Linked DNA regions of Mus musculus: region 2 is linked to region 1. Evidence: chromatin loops called from intact Hi-C (ENCODE). Cell type or tissue: gastrocnemius. All regions are shown on one strand. Links, peaks and the distances in the headings refer to the core of each region. The heading gives the core; the rest is flanking DNA. Region 1 has its middle 82 kb from the start of Gm34331. Region 2 overlaps Sh3bp4 (SH3-domain binding protein 4).

Evidence for each region. A loop is a pair of places that touch in the nucleus more often than their neighbours do. Peaks named below come from ENCODE experiments on the same cell type or tissue, not always from the same donor. Only the 100,000 strongest peaks of a DNase experiment are listed, where the experiment ranks them.
Region 2: a loop joins it to region 1, with 2.2 times the contacts of the local background. A loop is called at or near these places in 6 of 42 quality-filtered maps.

The regions. Positions count from the first base shown.
Region 1 is chr1:89,181,008-89,189,566 of GRCm38, reverse strand. No RefSeq gene overlaps it. Among named protein-coding and RNA genes, the nearest start is that of Gm34331, 82 kb to the right of the region's middle. In gastrocnemius, for the core only: no CTCF peak of the experiment used is centred there; DNase peaks (open chromatin) are centred at 4,553, 4,858 and 5,194; H3K27ac peaks cover 1,360 bases.
Region 2 is chr1:89,122,681-89,131,239 of GRCm38, reverse strand. The region is part of intron 2 of Sh3bp4 (SH3-domain binding protein 4); the gene reads right to left. Among named protein-coding and RNA genes, the nearest start is that of Gm34331, 23 kb to the right of the region's middle. In gastrocnemius, for the core only: a CTCF peak has its summit at 3,882 (motif pointing right); no DNase peak of the experiment used is centred there.

The sequences.
Region 1 (8,559 bases), core at 3,859-6,358:
TGACACTTGAACTTGGGATCTGGGATTGGTCAAGATGGAACTAAGTGGCAGGTCTCATATGGAGGCTTATTAAAAGACAGCGGTACAGATGCTGCCTGGAGGGGGAGGGGAGGGGTGGAGCATAGGGCATGTGCAGGAGGACATGTGACAGGGTCAACAGTGGAAATGTGTCGCCTCTGGGCAGCTAGTGATGACGCGTCTTATTGTTCCAAGTCCCTCAGGGGCTGCCTAGGAAGGTGCCTGATTGCTAACATTGTCGCAGGGTCCTTTTTGGGCTGGCCAAGGAGGTGCCTGATTACTAACAGGCCACTTCTAATGTCAGTTTATATTCTTATTTTTATTTTTCATTATTTACATAAGTATTAGAGATTGAACCTACAGCACAGAGAGTTTGAGGCAAGTGCTTTATTGATAAATTATATTCCTACCTCTCTGTCCTATTTAACTTTCCTGTTGCTGTGCCCAAAAACAACGTAAGGAGGAAAAGATTTATTTCCGCTTACAGCTTGTAGTTCATCATTCAGGGAAGTCAGGGCAGGAAATCAAAACATAAACCTGGATGTAGAAGCTAGTGCAAAGGTCATAGAAGAATGCTACTTACTGGCTTGCTCAGCCTACTTATATAACCTAGGATCACCTGCTCAGGACTGGCACCACCCACAATGAGCTGGGCCCTCCCAATTCAGTTGTCAATCAAAAAAACCCCGCCAAAACAAACAAACAAACAAACAAACAAAACACATCACAGGCTTGCCAACAGGCCAGTGTGCTGGAGGCATTTTCTTAGTGGCTCTTCCTTCTTCTAAAATGACTCTAACGTGTGTCAAGTTGACATAAAACCGGTCATCCCATCCTCTTCTCCCCTTTTTAAATCTGAAGACCAGGTCTCCAGCAGCTGTCCAGGCTGGCCTTGAACTTGTCCTGTAACCCAGGCTGGTTTTGAACTTGCGGTCCTCCTATCCCAGTTTCTCAAATTGCTGGGGTGATAGACCTGTACCGCCAGGCTGGCTGACAGCCACATTCTGTATTCCAGACAGATAGCAGACCCTCCAGGAGAAGCCTGTCTCAAGGAAGAAAAAAATCAAAATGGAAGTGCCCTGGTTCAGACAATTAAGCAGGTGTCAGGAGGCCATCAGACACACCCACCCAGAAGATAGCTCACCACAGAAGCACCTCTGACACCCCCCCATCTTAACTCCACCTCCCACTTGCTCCCACCCACCAAGTGAGCCAGAGATTAAGTCACCTCCCAAGCCATTCTTAACAGCTTAACTTCAAACCCCTGACTAATGGATGATGTCATCGCCAACCCCCTTGAGATTCAAAGCTAAACCCAGAGACTCCTTTTCGAGGCCGCTGAAGCCTGTGTTTTCCTAGACAGCAGACATAATTAGTCCCAAATAAATGCCATGCTCTTTGTTTTCGACTGGGTTGGTTTTGTTTTGCCCCTTTCTGAATCTGCTTTGGGTGTCTAAGAAGACACATTTGCCTAGACCTCTATCCTAAAGCTTCTCTCCCTCCTTCCTTCATCTGAGAGATCCCTGTCTTATGTTCAAGCCTTCTGCTTGATTGGTTGCATGTGATGTGAGGTACTGGCTGAATTTTATTTGTTTGTTTGTTTGTTTGTTTGTTTTTGGTCTATAGATGCTTAACAGTTTCTCTGTGCTGACTTTCGATAATCAACCCCGCCCTCCTTATGATTTATTTCATTTTTGTATTTTGCTTCCTCGGGAGCCTCAGGCTAGCCCGAGGGTTTGACTGAACAGAGCGACAGCATTTTTTTGAGCATCACGGAACTCAATACAGCATCGCCACTGTGCCTCCTGCCCAGCTTCACTTGCAGAGCTGAGAGGATAAAGTGAAAACAGGTTTGAGAAATCAATTTACAGTCACAAGTTCTCAGAGCAGAAATGGGTGACATCTGGGTACTCGCTTGCGCAAGCTACCTTCCCTCACAAAAATACTGACCTGGTTAGTCAAGCAACCCTTAGCACATAAATCACTGTCTTAGTTAGAGTTGTGTGCTCTAACTAGTAGTTGTGCTATTGCTGTGAAGAGACACCATGGCCAAGGCTACTCTTATAAAGGACAACATTTAACTGGGGCTGGTTTACAGTTTCAGAGGTTCAGTCCATTATCATCATGGCGGGAATCGTGGTGGGAAGCATGGCAGTGGTCAGGCAGGCATGGTACTGGAGGAGCCGAGAGCGCAACATCTTGATGGCAGAAGGGGACTGGGTTACACTGGCCAGACAGGAGCTTATAAGACATCAAAGCCCACCCCTAGTGACATACTTCCTCCTACAAGGCCACACTTATTCCAATAAGGCCATACCTCCTAATAGCGCCACTCCCTATGGGCCAAACATTCAAACCCACTGTGAGGGTCTGTGGGGGCCAAACCACCACAATCACCCAACATTTCATTTATGCTCAAAGTGACAGGTAACAAAGTAAAAACATAGATATTACGTCTCATATTTTTCCTTTATTTCTTTATTTCTATTTTGAGACAGTCTCACTAGGTAGCCCTGGCTAACACGAACTCACTATATAGACCAGGCTGGCTTTGAATTCTGAGAACTCCACCTACCTCTGCCTCTCTAGTGCTGAGATTAAAGGAATATGCCAGCGCACCGAGATATTAAATTTCTTTATGATACGTTATTAGTAAGTGTGTGATATGAGCACCTATGCCCATAGATCTAAATATCTGGGGTCACACAAACATTTCTTTGGTGGAGAAGCGGTTGGGAGGTCTGATGAGAACTGCTCTGAGTTGGGCGTATTCCAGCCGCTCTGGCAAGTCTTGAACCAGAAGTAACTTACACTGCATCACCCCGACCTTCTCCAGGACGCACACATCCCAGTGTGCTCTCTGGAACCTATGTGCTCCATCTTTCATTTGGTGTTCAGTAGTACCACCCCAGAGGGCAGGCGGCCATGTCCAAACAGCACAAGGAACAAAAGCCAGCAACTAAGAAAGTGGCTGTAGAGGTCTCAAGGTCACACTTGACTCCCTCTTTCAGGGCCAGCTGCCTCCCTGGGGCCTGGAGGAAGAGAAAGGGGCCCCTGGGCATCAGCAAGAAGGTACTTGGAAGTTTGTACAAGCAGATTTCAACCATGACAGAGTAACAAAGAAGCCTGTGCTATATAGGTGGGGGCTCCACTGGGCCTGGAGGACACTTGCTGTAGACAAAGAAGGCCACAGCATCAATGATGGCACTGTTAGCATCAATAAAGACAGGCCTATCCTGGTGAGCAGTCAGAGGTGGCTCCCAACAGCGTTTCACCCTCACCTGACCAATGGCTGCCCTTCCATAATGAACCGTGACTGAGGTCTCTTCTTCCTTGTTAATTGGTGCCAATTCATAAAGACAGCCCGCCTCTTCGTTATCTTCTTTCTAAGGGATTATTTTGGATTTGTGCATACATTCAGCCATCGGGATTCCTTCTTGCCAGGCATTTTTGCATGCCTCCAAGCCATCTTTGGGCACATCCTTATTCTGAGACCAGAAGAAATTTCAAGCTAACTTTGTCACATCTCTCATGGTGGTCAATCATGCATCTATCCAGTGGCCCCTTTACATCCAGCCCAGTATCTGTAGGCTCTTCCTCACATTCCCACACTCCCTCTTAGTTCACGTCTCCCACACTCCCTCCTAGTTCACGTCTCCTCTCCCATCCTGACATTTCCCAATACTTATAGATGTCACCCACTCTTACAACATGCCAATAGTTTTGAAAGGACCACCTTACCACTCCTGAAAACAAGGACATCAAGCTAAGACTCAGCATTTCTTAGCAGCTCCCATGAGTTTTCTTCACTGTTTTTCTAAGCAAACAAGAGTGGAGATGAACCCTGAGACATGGTATGGGTGAATGCAGAAAGTTACAGTGTTGTCTGGTGAGGCAGCTGTGGAACATCTTGTGAGTTCCATAAATCAAAATTCAAAAGGGACACTGATATCTCCAACAGGGCCGAGGACTTTTTTGCCAGATGATAGGGCTTTGGAGAAGTGAGGGATTATTGAGGCCATGTATGGTTGTGTGTGTGTGTGTGTGTGTGTGTGTGTGTGTGTGTGTGTGTGTGTGTGTAAAAAAGGAAGCAGGGAGAGAGATCATGTATATGAAAAGCCAGAGGTCAACCTCAGGTATAGTTTCTCAGGTATTGTGTGTGTGTGTATGTGTGTGAAAGAGAGAGAGACAGAGAGAGAGAGAGACAGAGAGAGAGACAGAGACAGACAGAGAGAGACAGACAGAGAGACAAACAGACAGGAGGTGGGAGATGTTAATGCAGGTACACTCAGAGTCCAGAATGTGGCAGTATATAGCTCTTGAGTTGAAGTTACAGGTGGTTGTGAGCCACCTGATCATGGATGGTGAGATATGAACTTGGGTCCTCTGCATGGAGTGATGGAACCTAGGCAGTGGGTTTTGCCAGAGCAACTGGGTCACTGGGATATGTGTTAGGGGTGTGCCTTACCCTGGCCCTTTCCTGTCATTCTCTGCCTCTAGTCTACCATGAGCTGAGTTGCTTTGCAATCTCATGGGCTCCTGGCCATGGCTCTGCATCACCATGGTGGGTTCAGTGCTCTCAACAGAGCAAGAGATCAGGGATCAAAACCCATGAAACCATGTATCAAAACAAATCTTTCTCTCCTTGTTTCTTAAGTTGATATCCTATCTCAGTGATGAAAAGTACAATATACCTAGTATGCTTTCTGTTGCTATAACAAAGTCCCTGAGGCTAAGTACTTTAAACGGAAAAGAGATTTATTTGGCCCATCATTCTGAAATTTCAGAGTGGCAGCATCTGGTTGGCTACGCCAAAGCCTTGGCAGATGGTCTCATGACAGATGGTCTTATGGCTGTGGGAATGCATTTGGAAGAAGGATTCCGGGCAGGTGCCAAACTTGATTATATCAACCCATTTTCTCCAGCACTAATCTAGTCCAACAGGCAGACTTAATCCATTCACAAAGTTAGAGACACCGTGACCTAATTACCTTTCACCAGTCCCCATGTCTTAAATGCTTCACCACTGCGGTCCACACACAGGAACAAGCTTGAAACATGCTAGCCTCTCAGAGTGTATATTTAAAGGATGGCAAAGACAGTCTCCGTTGGGGCTTCAGACTTACCAAGCATTTAAATTGGCGACTGCAGGAACCATGCCTATTGAGGGTGACTGGCAGAAACTTCCAGGCTTGTGCTATTTCTCTGGGATGTTTGCCACTGTCCCATGAGGATCCTGCAACTGTGTTTGATTAACAAACTACTGTGACCAAAGTTTGGCAGCTGGGTTGCCACTTTAACCTCTATTTCCCCTAAATGTAATAACATGCAGGATCAACTAACATTATGCAAATCCCACTATTTAGAAAAAGATTTTATTTTTCTGCATATATGTCTGCTTGTGTGTATATGTGTGGGAATACTAGTGCCCTGGGAGGACATGGGATTCCCTGGAGCTGGAGTTGCACATAGTCATGACAGAGGCACCTGACATAGGCACCAGAAGCCTAGCTCAGGTCTTCTGTTAGGGCAGCCCATGCTTTTCACTGCTGATGAGCAGCATCTCTCTGGACCCAAGTTCTACATCTTTAAACACTGTATTATTTCTTTAATTGAGGTGCAAATAATGCTACATCCCCGAAGAGTGACTGTGGGGAAAGCAACAAAGTTAAAGCATCCCAGCTACAATGTTTCTCCAGTTCTGTAAACAGCCAGACGCCTGGGTCCAGAGAGTTCCGCCTTGGGTCCAGAGAGTTCCGCCTGTTACCCCGCCCTCCTCCACCCCCCTGCTTCTTGAACCTACCTAGCAAGGCCACTATTCGTCAGCTCATGTTTCCTTGGAAACCATTGATAAGATTTCAAAACACTTCAAAACAATATAACCGTTCTCTGAGATGTTTCCATGGTTGCTGGGAAACAAGGTCCTCCTTTTGGCTGCAGGAAGGGAGGGGATGGGGACTCCCGTGCTACAGGCAAAACTGAATGTCTAAGACAAGCTCAGCCCCCCCGCCCCCCGCACTGGGGGGAGGGGATGTGGACCCCAGGTAGATCCAGCTCTGCTAGGTGGAGCCCAGACTCTGCCCCCTTGTTACTTATTGTAAAGGGCCAGAGGCTACACCCTAGTTCTCCACTTCCTCCAATACAACCAAAGACAAAGAGAGACTCTAGGGAAACACGTGGACTTGCAGTTTCTCTGTTTCCACCCCCATCCTCCCACCCCTGACCCTATCTGTGTCTTTTAGTTATCCAAGATCCAGGGGACAATGAGCAAGGATTTGAAGAACCACAGACCCAGGACTTCATCCGGCTTTCCAAATCCCTCTGTCTTAGGTTTCTATTGTTGTGATGTAACGCCATGACCAAAAAGCAAGTTGGGGAGGAAAGGGTTTATTTGGTTTACACTTCCACATTATGGTCCATCGTTGAGAAAGTCAGGACAGGAACTCAAGCAGGGATAGAACCTGGAGGCAGGAGCTGATGCAGAGACCATGGAGAGGTAGTGCTTACTGGTTTCTCCCTGTGGCTTGTTCAGCCTGTTTCCAATAGAACCCAGGACCTCCAGCCCAGGAGTGGTACCACTCACAATGGGTTGGGCCTTCCCCCATCCATCTCTAAGTAAATGCTCTGCAGGCTTGCCTACAGTCCAGTCTTACAGAGGCATTTTTTTTTTTTAAACTGAGATGCCCTCCTCTCTGTGTCAAGTTGACACACCAGCTCTAAATGAAAAGATGCATCCTGTGTACCTGGGTGGGTTTGTAAGATGAGTGGGTACAGGGCCCGTGTCCTGGGTCACACCTGCTATCCACACATCTCTTATTTGACATGCTGCCTGGTGAGGCTGAAGCCACATAGGAATAAGCACTTCGGAGGTACTGAGGCTTCGCTGCATGGGAAAGGAGGGGGATTCCCACTCCCAAGGAGGGAGGCTTGTCTTACACTTCATCTCCTCCCTGTTTGTCTCCTCATCAAGTCTGTCCTGAAATTCACCCTTTCCTGTTCTGAGCCCCACCGCGTCAGACTACTTCCATTAGCAAAGAAATGAAAAGCAAACAGAAAACATGCAGGCCCCGTCTACTCTGGCGACTTCCCTTCTGAGCTCTGCCTTGGAGAAGATTATCCCCGTGGGATCTCTGCAATTCCTCCCTCCCTAGTCCTACACTTGACCAGGGCCTCAGGACCCTCATCTGGATGAATCAATGATCTTGACACACCCTCCTATTAGATCCATGGATGACCTAACCCTCCCCATAGAACCACGGATGACCTAAAACGGTTTCTTCAGTTCTTAGCTCACTTTTAACCACTTGAGAGGTCATTGTCCCACACAAAAGCATCGCCTCTGGTAGAAGCAGTGCTTCCGGTCTGCCCATCCTCTTCATCCTGAGGCTGGCCTCCACAGTCTCCAGGTCTGCCACCTCCTTGCTGACCTGAACAGAGAGGCTGTATTACCTTGGTGTGTGGTAGGGAGAAGTTTCTTCTTCCACCCTCCCTGAGACCAGCATGCATTGCTTTCTTCTTTAAATCAAAGTGCAGCCGGCAAGGAACATGTCTCCTGTTATTCATGATCAACATCTCCTGGGTCTGTGTCTCCTTCTTTAATTATCCTTTTATTTATTTGTGAGAACTACATATATGGGACCCCGACTTAGAGCATTTCTCCCTGGAAGGTAAAGCCCCTGGACGTTCCCCAAGCTTGTTTTCCCTGATCTCTAAAAATACAGCCAAAAAGAAGCTCTTTGTTCTCTATAGCCAGCAAAAAGCCTTTTTGTTTCTATACTTTACAACCAGAGATACCTGCCTTCCTGTGCTGAGGACACAGAGATAAAAATTCAGAAAGAACTCACTCCCCACTCCTGCCTTGTAAATTTCACCAAGGACACCCGGAAGAGAAGAACTCTTCCCAACTCCTCCCAACTCTTCCCAACTCCTCCCAACTCTTCCCAACTCCTCTCAACTCTTCCCAACTCTCCTCCTAACTCCTCCCAATTCCTCAGCTAGCTGTTAAAAGCCCCCTACTGTCATGGCTCAGGGTCAAACTCCCCTGCTCTGCACGGCGGAGGGACTTCGTCCTCAGCTAGCTGATAATAAAATCTCTTGCAGTTTGCATCAGGTGTGGTTTTCTCTTGGGTCACTGGAGTGCCGGCCAGCTTATCCCGGGACTTGAGTGGAGGCCCAGCTTCAGGGGTCTTACACATACATATATACAATGAAATTTAGTCATACCCACTCTCTATTTTTCTTCTTCAATATCCTCTTATCCTCCTGATAGAGATAGAGATGGAGATTGAGAGATAACCCATACAAGCCAATGGATCCATGGGTGTGAAGTTATCCATTTGCACAGGGTAAACCTACCACCGAGAAACCTCATAAAGGATTGGTTCTCTCCTCTAACCCCCCACCTCCATCAAGCACAGTAGGTCCTCATTAAGGGTAAAGCCTGGAGCGTTCCTCCCTGTTTGTCCTGGAAGTCTGCCCGGCTTGGTCTTACGAAGGTCTTATGCATGTAACCTCAGCTACCATGAGTTCATGAGTGTGACA
Region 2 (8,559 bases), core at 2,395-4,894, 57 kb after region 1:
AAAGACTCCCCTGCTGGCGCCTGTGTGGAGTGTTTCAGGAACACGTGAGACCACAGAGTAGAGGCAGCCGTGGTTTGGAGCTGCAGGAAGTCCCGTGCTCTGCCACCGAGGGAGTCAGGGACAGATGAAAGTGTGAACCATGAATGCCTAAAGACTCTGTCTCCTGCTCTAAAGATGGGATGTTCTTCTCATGTCCACTGCAACCACGGCGTAAAGTCAGAGCTGACTCAGCTGAGGTTCCATATCCTGTGGGGGAAAGGTAGTAGCCTGCCCACTTTTATGAACTATCCTTCTGTGTATAGCACCTATTAGCCACTTGAAGGGGAGCCCAAGAGCCTGGGGCAGCAGGGAAGCATTGCTGCCTTGCAACAATGGAGACCAAGCAGGCTAGAATGGCCTGGGTCAGTAACAAAACACAGAAAATTGAGTTGGGAGAGCATAGGGTTGTGGTGGGGATCAAGAGAGCTTTCTGGTCACGCTGTTCAGGCCATAGTAGACAAAGCAAGCCCTGTGCCCCATGCTGCTGAAAACCTCAGAGTCTGGAGGCCAGCCAATGAGAGTGCAGCAATGCCTGTCTCCTAGGACCTCAGAGCTGCTCATCACAACCACATCTGTGGTCTGTTCCGCTGAGCCATGTGGGAAACCGAGCCAGCGTGTGGTGTAGCTGACGGCAGACGAGGCATGAGGAAGATCTTGTGATCAGCCCAGACAGCACATACTTGTAAGCTCTGATCTCCATTCAGTGACCCTGAAGAAAGGGCACAATTATCTCTCCAGTGTGGTCACAGCAGTGAGAAATAGAGATTCATTCATCTAACTTGAGTCTAGACTCCATCTGCCACGTTACTCAAGACTGCAAGCCAGCAGATGTGAGTTCCAACACCAGTCACTGATTTCCATACTGGAAAACAGACAAAGCTAACAATTCAACCAACCAACCAACCAACCAACCAACCAACCAACCAACCTACCTGACAAACAAACAAACAAACAAACACACACAGCTAGATGCGGCGACACATGCTTTTACCACCCAAGAATTGAGTCAGGATTCCAAGTTCAAGGCCAACCTGGACTACACAGTAAGACCCTGTCTTAAAACCAAGTTCAGACACCTCGCTACATATGTGTAACTTAACAGTGCTCCTTAAAATGGATTAATCCACTTGGGCCAGAGGAGAGGTTCAGTTGTTAAGCGTATCTGCTGCTCTTGCAGAGGACCCAGGACTCAGTTCCCACATCTGAACTGAATGGCTTACAAGCACCTGCAATGCCAGCTTCAGCCTTTGCAGGCAACCACACACATGTGGCATTCACTTACAGACAATACGCATACATACACATAAATAAATATAGAAATAAAAATAAATAAACCCACTTGACAGCTGCCTTTGCTTTAAGAATGCTTTTTTAAAAAGTCTACTCAGGCAGGATGGGAAACATCTTTCCCACTGATCACAGGATTCTTGCGATGGTCTTAGGTATTACTCTGGGAAGCTCAGGAATAGCCACGCTGCTCACTTTACAAGTGAGGGAGAATCCAGGCCATACTGGAAGGGGTCTTCCTGAGGCGAAGTGGGAGGCAGTTCCAACAACCCACTCAGATCCATGGCAGCCCACGACAGTCTTTGCCAAAAGCCAGGATATAGGGCAGAGCTGTGCCCATCAAATGGAGCATGAGAACAAAACCCAACATAACCCACACTGCCCAGCGTCTGACAGCACGTGCAGAGGCACTGCACAGGCAAGGTGAGGACAGGGTGCCCAAGGGCTCTCTCTCAGCCTTAGTCATTAATAGATAGGTGCCTGCCTCCCAGCCAGAAGGTAGGGAGCCAAGATGGAAGGGGACAGTCTCAATGTCACCTATCAGCTTCATGAAGTAGATAAATGGAGCTAGGTCTATGTAGTATATGTCTATATTCATACTGCTAGGGAGGCAGAGGCAGGAGAATTGCCTCAAATGCAGAGGTCACTCACAATACAGAGAAGACCATGTTTTGGGGGTTGGGGGTGGGGTGCGCATTTAGCATATAGTAAGTAATTGGGAAAATTCCTGGGATGAAAGCGTATTTCTTTCCTGGAGAGCAACTGCCCATGAGTCACTGTCCAGATATCTAGAGCGATGAACTCGACCTTTGCCAAGGCTTATTTGGGGAAATGGAAGAGGACCCTCTCCCTATCCTACTGCCCCTCATGCCTGCTTGTCCTTAGGAAGTTATGGGTGGTGAAAGAGTGTCCACAGTGCCGTGGATATGGAATGTCCTAAGCACCCTGCCTGAGCTGGAGGGTGGCAGAGCTCTTTAAAGGCAACCTTAACACAGGGTAGCTCCAAGAACAGAGACTGCATACAACCTAATACAGAAATAAACTAATTCAGTAGATTTAAAGGTAAATGCTTAATCTACCTCATTTCCAGAGGTGTACATTTGACAGAAAAGGACAGTGTTGACCTTTGAAGGAAGGAAAGAAGGAAGGAAGGAAGGAAGGAAGGAAGGAAGGAAGGAAGGAAGGAAGGGGCTTTTTCCTTTTACAATACTGAACTTCCCTGCTTTCTGATTCTGCATCTCTAAATAATGAAGAGAGGATTTTCTTCCAAGTCCCATTACCAGCCCCTGCATCAAGCCTTGGCTCCCCGCAGGTCCTCCACAGTGTGGCCACTTTCTCAGCTTAGAGGCATGCTGTCTGACAGTAAATGGGTCCCCCAACATTTCAAACTTTCCCATGACATTTGTGGAGGAAACTGACCCCAGGTGGATAGAACCTGAGCTACCCCGTCCTGGTGCTGTGGCTGGGGTGAGTCAGTAGGACATTGTTCATTCTTCCTTTCTCTTACGATCCCACTCCTAAGATGACGACGGGACTTCCTGAGAGAAGAGGGCAAAGTTAGAGCGGAGCCAGGGCTGACCAAGCCAACAGCCTCGTGTCTTCAGGTCTTCAGAGGCCCTGCACCCTCCGCTCAGCTCATTCTGATAACCAATCTTACTGCATTTTGACTGATTTTCTTCCCTTCTTCCTTTTCTGCTTGGGGGTGGGGTGAGGGGTGGGGTCTCCCTCTGTAGCCCAGGCTGGCCGAACACACAGCAGTCCTTCTGCTTCTACTTCCCAACTGCTGGGCTCACAACCCTGTGCTTCCACACTTGGCTTTTATTTATTTATTATTATTATTATTATTATTATTATTATTATTATTATTATTTTCGAGACAGGGTTTCTCTGTATAGCCCTGGTTGTCCTGGACCTCACTTTGTAGACCAGGCTAGCCTTGAACTCAGAAATCCGCCTGCCTCTGACTCCCAAGTGCTGGGATTAAAGGCGTGCACCACCACCGCCCGGTCACACTTGGCTTTTAAATAACTTTGTTAGGACAATTTTTTAGATGAGAACAAGAAAGCCTTGCCAAACGCTCTGCTGGAAGGTTCTGGAAACCCAGCCTCTCAACAGCAGTGGGAGTTAATTTCCTACCCTTTGTAGACAGCTGAGGGAAAGCTCTGCTAATCTACTAAGTAGGAGCAGGCATTCAAGTTTGAGTCCCTGTCCTTCCCCACCACCCAGAACTCAGTGTCCTGTGAGGCAGCCAGCAACTGACCAACAGAACAGTGGTTCTGAGAGAGCAGCACTTGGTGACACAGTAATAACAGGTTTCTGTCTGAACAGCGACAAGATGGCTGCACGTTATGTGTCTCAGAGCGCACCTTGTCACGTGGCAGGCCTCCATTTCTTTCTTTCAGTTTTTTCTTTTTAGAAAAAGAAAAAATATTTATGTGTGTGTTTGCCTGTATGTATGTATGTATGTATGTATGTATGTATGTATATTTGTATGAATGAATGAATGAATGAATGAATGAATGTGCACCAAATGCATGTAGTACCCAAGGAGTCCAGAAGAGGGCACCGATCCCCAGAATTGAAATTACAGTTATTTATGAGCTGCCTGCCATGTGGGTGCTGGGAACTGAACCTAGGTCCTCTGTAAGAGCCAGTGCTCTTAAAACTGTGAGATAAGAGCCTGTGTCTGTCTGTCTGGCCCTATTTCCCACCCAGAGGACTCTCACAAGGAGTCAGTTGCCAGTGTCTTTCCCACCCTGCTATTCGAGCTTACCCACTGGCTGGCTTGAAGTCTGAATTATGCACTCCTATCAATCTTTCCCGTCTGGCTTTCCCTGGATGCACAGCATGGCTTCTCTTAATGAAAAATTTGATGAGCATTCCCATCTATTTCCTTTACTTAAAAAATTGGTTTGTGTGCTGACATTAATGTACAAAGAATTTATTTGGCTTCTCAGTGAGGACTGTCACAAAATTAATTAGCAAAGAACTGAGTAATTACTTTTGCATGGTGTTCCTGAGCAACATGTCCCCTCCAGACTAATTCAATGTCACCACCAAACAGTTTAATACATAGAGACATGAGGGTCTGCACGGGGGCCATTCTGTGCCAGCAGCCTGACAATGTCTGTGGTAATACCCTCTTATGAACTTGTGACAGCACTTCCACTGGCAAAATCCTATCTTAGTTTTTTTACACCTTATTTTCTTCCTTCCATGAACTTTTTAATAATTTTATTTAAAATGTTTCCTCACCACTTAATTCCCTTAAAGAGTGAACCCACTGGGTTTTCTTGATGCTACATCGATGAGAATTGACATCTTTATGCTAGTTCATCTTTTTGTCTAAAGGTGTGGTAGATCTCCATTTATTAAATTTTCTGTGAAGGGACAGAGAATAAACTGAACTTCGGGGAACCAGATGTTTGTTACAAAGACTGTTCTTTTAGTCCAAAATGAATCACAAACAATATGAAGCAATATGAAGTGACTATGCTCCAATAAAGTATTATTGATAAAGCATTAATGGTGGGCCACAGTTTGCCCCCCCCCCCAGAGTCAAGCTTAAGAACATGCAGTTCAGAGTCCAGTACTCACCAAACCTTAATCCCTATCTGCGTGTGTTAGGAATATATAAGTAGCCAGAAATCAAGGCTAGCCTGGGCTACATGAGACCTGTTTCACAAAGCCAACTCACTTCCTGTCCAGAAAGCATCCCAGAAACATTTAAAACTGGGCTTCAATGCAGTTGCCACCATGAGCATCTTTTTTTTCCCTTTTATATTTTCAGGGGCGTATTTCTGGAAGAGGGAAATCACTTACTGCTGTATCTACCCAACTTAAATTCAGCAGCCAAGAACCTTGCTTTAGAGCAGTTCTCAACCTGTGGATCATGACCTCCACAGGGGTCACAGATCAAGAGATCCTGCATATCAGATATTTACATTATGATTCACGGCAGTGGCAAAATTACAGTTATGAAGTAGCAATAAAAATAGTTTATATGGCTGGGGGTCATGACAACATGAGGCATGGTATTAAAGGGTCCCAGCATTAGGAAGGTGGAGAGGCACCGCTTTGCAGATACTGACAAGTAGTATCGACTTGTGTAGCCCAGGGCTCGGTGCCCCGGCCTGCCAGTCTGCCTGGCGTGGCCACACTGCCCTTACTTCCTTGTCTGGCACAAACCACCCTCTTCCTGGCACCCTGACCCACCCTAGCTTCTCTCACAGTCTAGTTAATAACTGATTTAAAATACTACATTTGAGGCTGGGTATGGCGACTCATGAACGTAACCCTAGCCCTTGGGCGAGGCTGAAGCAGGATGAGTTTAACAGCAGCTGGGGTTACACAGTGAGTCCTAGTCACCCTGATATATAGTGAAGACCCTGTCTCAAAACCCAAACCAACCAAACAAAATAAACGCCAATGTGTGTATATCACGTTCAACATTTCTAATCAGCAATTTTAATCTGTCATTCTTTCTTTTAAACACTCTGCTCTTGGGGCTGGAGATATGACTGAAAGTGAAGACAGTCTCATGTGGTGGTGACCCCCAACCTTTAAATTATTTTCCTTGCTATTTCATGACTGTAAATTTGGCTAATGTTATGAACTGCAATGTAAATGCAGGGTGTCTGATTGCAGGGTGTCTGATATACAATCCCTGTGGGAGCTCACAGCCCACACGCTCTTCCAGAGGACCTGGGATTGGGTATCGTTTGGTTCCCAGCACGCACATGACAGTTCACAGGCACCCGTGACTTAAGTTTCAAGGGATATGCTGCCCTCTCTGGCCTCCATGCACACATACAATGCACATGTACTCAAACAGGCCCATGCGTACATATTAAAACAACAACAAACCCAAAAGCTTTGAAATGCTACTCTTAGGCTAGTGAGACATCTCAGTGGACAACCGGAGATTGATCCTGGGGTTCATATGGCGAAGGACAGGACCAACACCTGTTCCCCACATGAGTAGCACATTGATGAGTGGAGGTGGGGACAGGGCTGTGCTCTTTAAAACATAAATTGGTAGAATCCCTAAAGAGAATAAATGCGACCTGCGGACTCATCCCCATCCTGACACAATACCCCACGCTCTCCTACTGCAGTGTAACTTATTTGACTGGCAGTTCTCCCTGGCAGTCAAGCTCTGCCCCACAGAACCGCACTTGCCTCCGTTTCTCTGATTGACCCTCCATTCAGTGTCCATTTTGAAGATGCCTCAGCCTCTCAACTGCAGTCATCCTACTTTGGGGGTTCCTTTCTAGCCCCCCGTCTTTGCTTCCATCTCCTTCTTTGGGTCTGTTCTGTTCCTCAGCTTCCTCAGAGCATTTGAAGCAACCCTGCCCCTGATGACTCTGCCTCTTGGCACAGGGTTGGAAGTTGCTCAGCCACAAGAAAATAAGCTAAAAGTTAGAGCAGGGAGTGGAGGATTGGCACCGCAAAGCCCCGTGCCCTCCCTATTTTAGCGGAGAACAAGCCATAGCCTCCCAGGTTCCCCATCTGAAGATAGCACCCTACCCTCCACCTGGGGACTCCAACTCCAGAGCCTCAGCAGCCTCCTGGTACTCTGTGGTGGAGACTTAAAAGGCACCCGAGCCACTCCCATTAAAAGCATGGCTCACAAACCTCAATGGTGTTTCCTTGCCAAGACCATGAGAGGCTGGAGGAGGAAATTCCTGTCGGGTGACGGTTCAGGGCAGACAGCGGGGCTCTGGAAGTGTACCTGCCAGCCCAGAGAAGAAACCTGGGAGGTTACAGCTTGCCCTCCACTAAAATCCAGAGGGCTCAGCAGGATGCCTGCTGTCAATTCTCCACTCCCCACCCTCACCTTTAGAAGCACGCCTTGTTCATGAAAGCCCCCGTTGGCTTCTTGTAGAACACACTCACTACACCATCGTCCTCACTCCACAACCATCTCTACCCCCAGGGTTTGGTATGAAGATGCAGGCAGCCTTAGGCCTATGACCCAGAGCTCTCCCCTGTTCGAGTTAAGACATTAGCAATTCAGACGGGCACAAGAACTTAGATGTAGAGCATCTTAATATCCTGACACGGTCTGCATTTCTTTCTTACTGCAGAAGAGGGCTTCAGGTGACCAGGCTAATTGCCACTTTCTGTGTCCCCCAAATTATCAATGCCCTTATGAAGAGGTCATGTGTGCCCCACTCCGGCACCACAGGGGCTTTTTGTGGTCACGATGAACTGGCAATGGATGACAGAAGGGCTGAGGACAGGGTGGGCTCAGCCCCACTCTGTCTGCAGAACTCCTGGAACTTTGGGGAGCAAGCTGCTCTCACTCCAAACACAAAAACTATTTTCCCCTCATAGAATGACCTTGCCTTCTAAACCATGAAGCAACATACAGGGCACTTCTTATTTCCAACTCTCAAGACATGTCAGGACATGTGGGATCCTCCTTACCCCCTTCCTTCCAGCCCTGCTACTGCTAGGATCCAGGCTGCGCAGCTTTGGCACTACCCATACATTTGGGAATCAGGCAATTCTGTGCTAGGGGCTGTCCTCAGCTTCCAGGAAGATCTGCTACACCTTTCTTCTCCACCCTCTAGATGCTGGCCAGCGACCTCCTCCCCTCCCATCTTGGTTCAATGACTCCAATGTTGCAGGAGTATACTCCAATGGAGCCTCAAGTGTATCCCCCAACCCTGGCAAGTGTCTTCCATGTGACTATGACTGATACTCAGCAGCGTCAGAAGCCCATGAAGCAGCCCACCTGCATCTCCTATAGCCCTGAGTTGTGCCTGAACAATACCACCATGTATGCTGAGCATGGCCTCCTGGAAGCACCAGGGGGTTGCCTGGACCCAGGGACTTAAAGGGGCTCATGGAAAAATTCTGCAGCTTGAGATGGGCTTCAAGCTACTCTTGTATCCCACAGAGTACCCTGGCAAGGACCCCCAGAATACATCAAATTTACACCTACATACTCTGGCCAAGTTCATACTCTTTAGCTCTTAGCTGTATGGCTTGAGAAGCAGGGAGACCCTAGCCTGTCTCATCCAAGCCAAGGTGGATCAAGAAGAGACAGGGTGTAAAACCTGGAAATGCAGCCTTGTGTTAGGAACTCAGACCAAGGCAAGGAACCTCTGTAGATGGCCTCTGCTGTCCAGCATGTCAGAACTCATGGAGGGGCCTCGTGCTTTCCCCCACCCCCAGGTACTGTAGACTGTTTTACAGGGCTCTGCTACCTCCCAATGGCCCCAC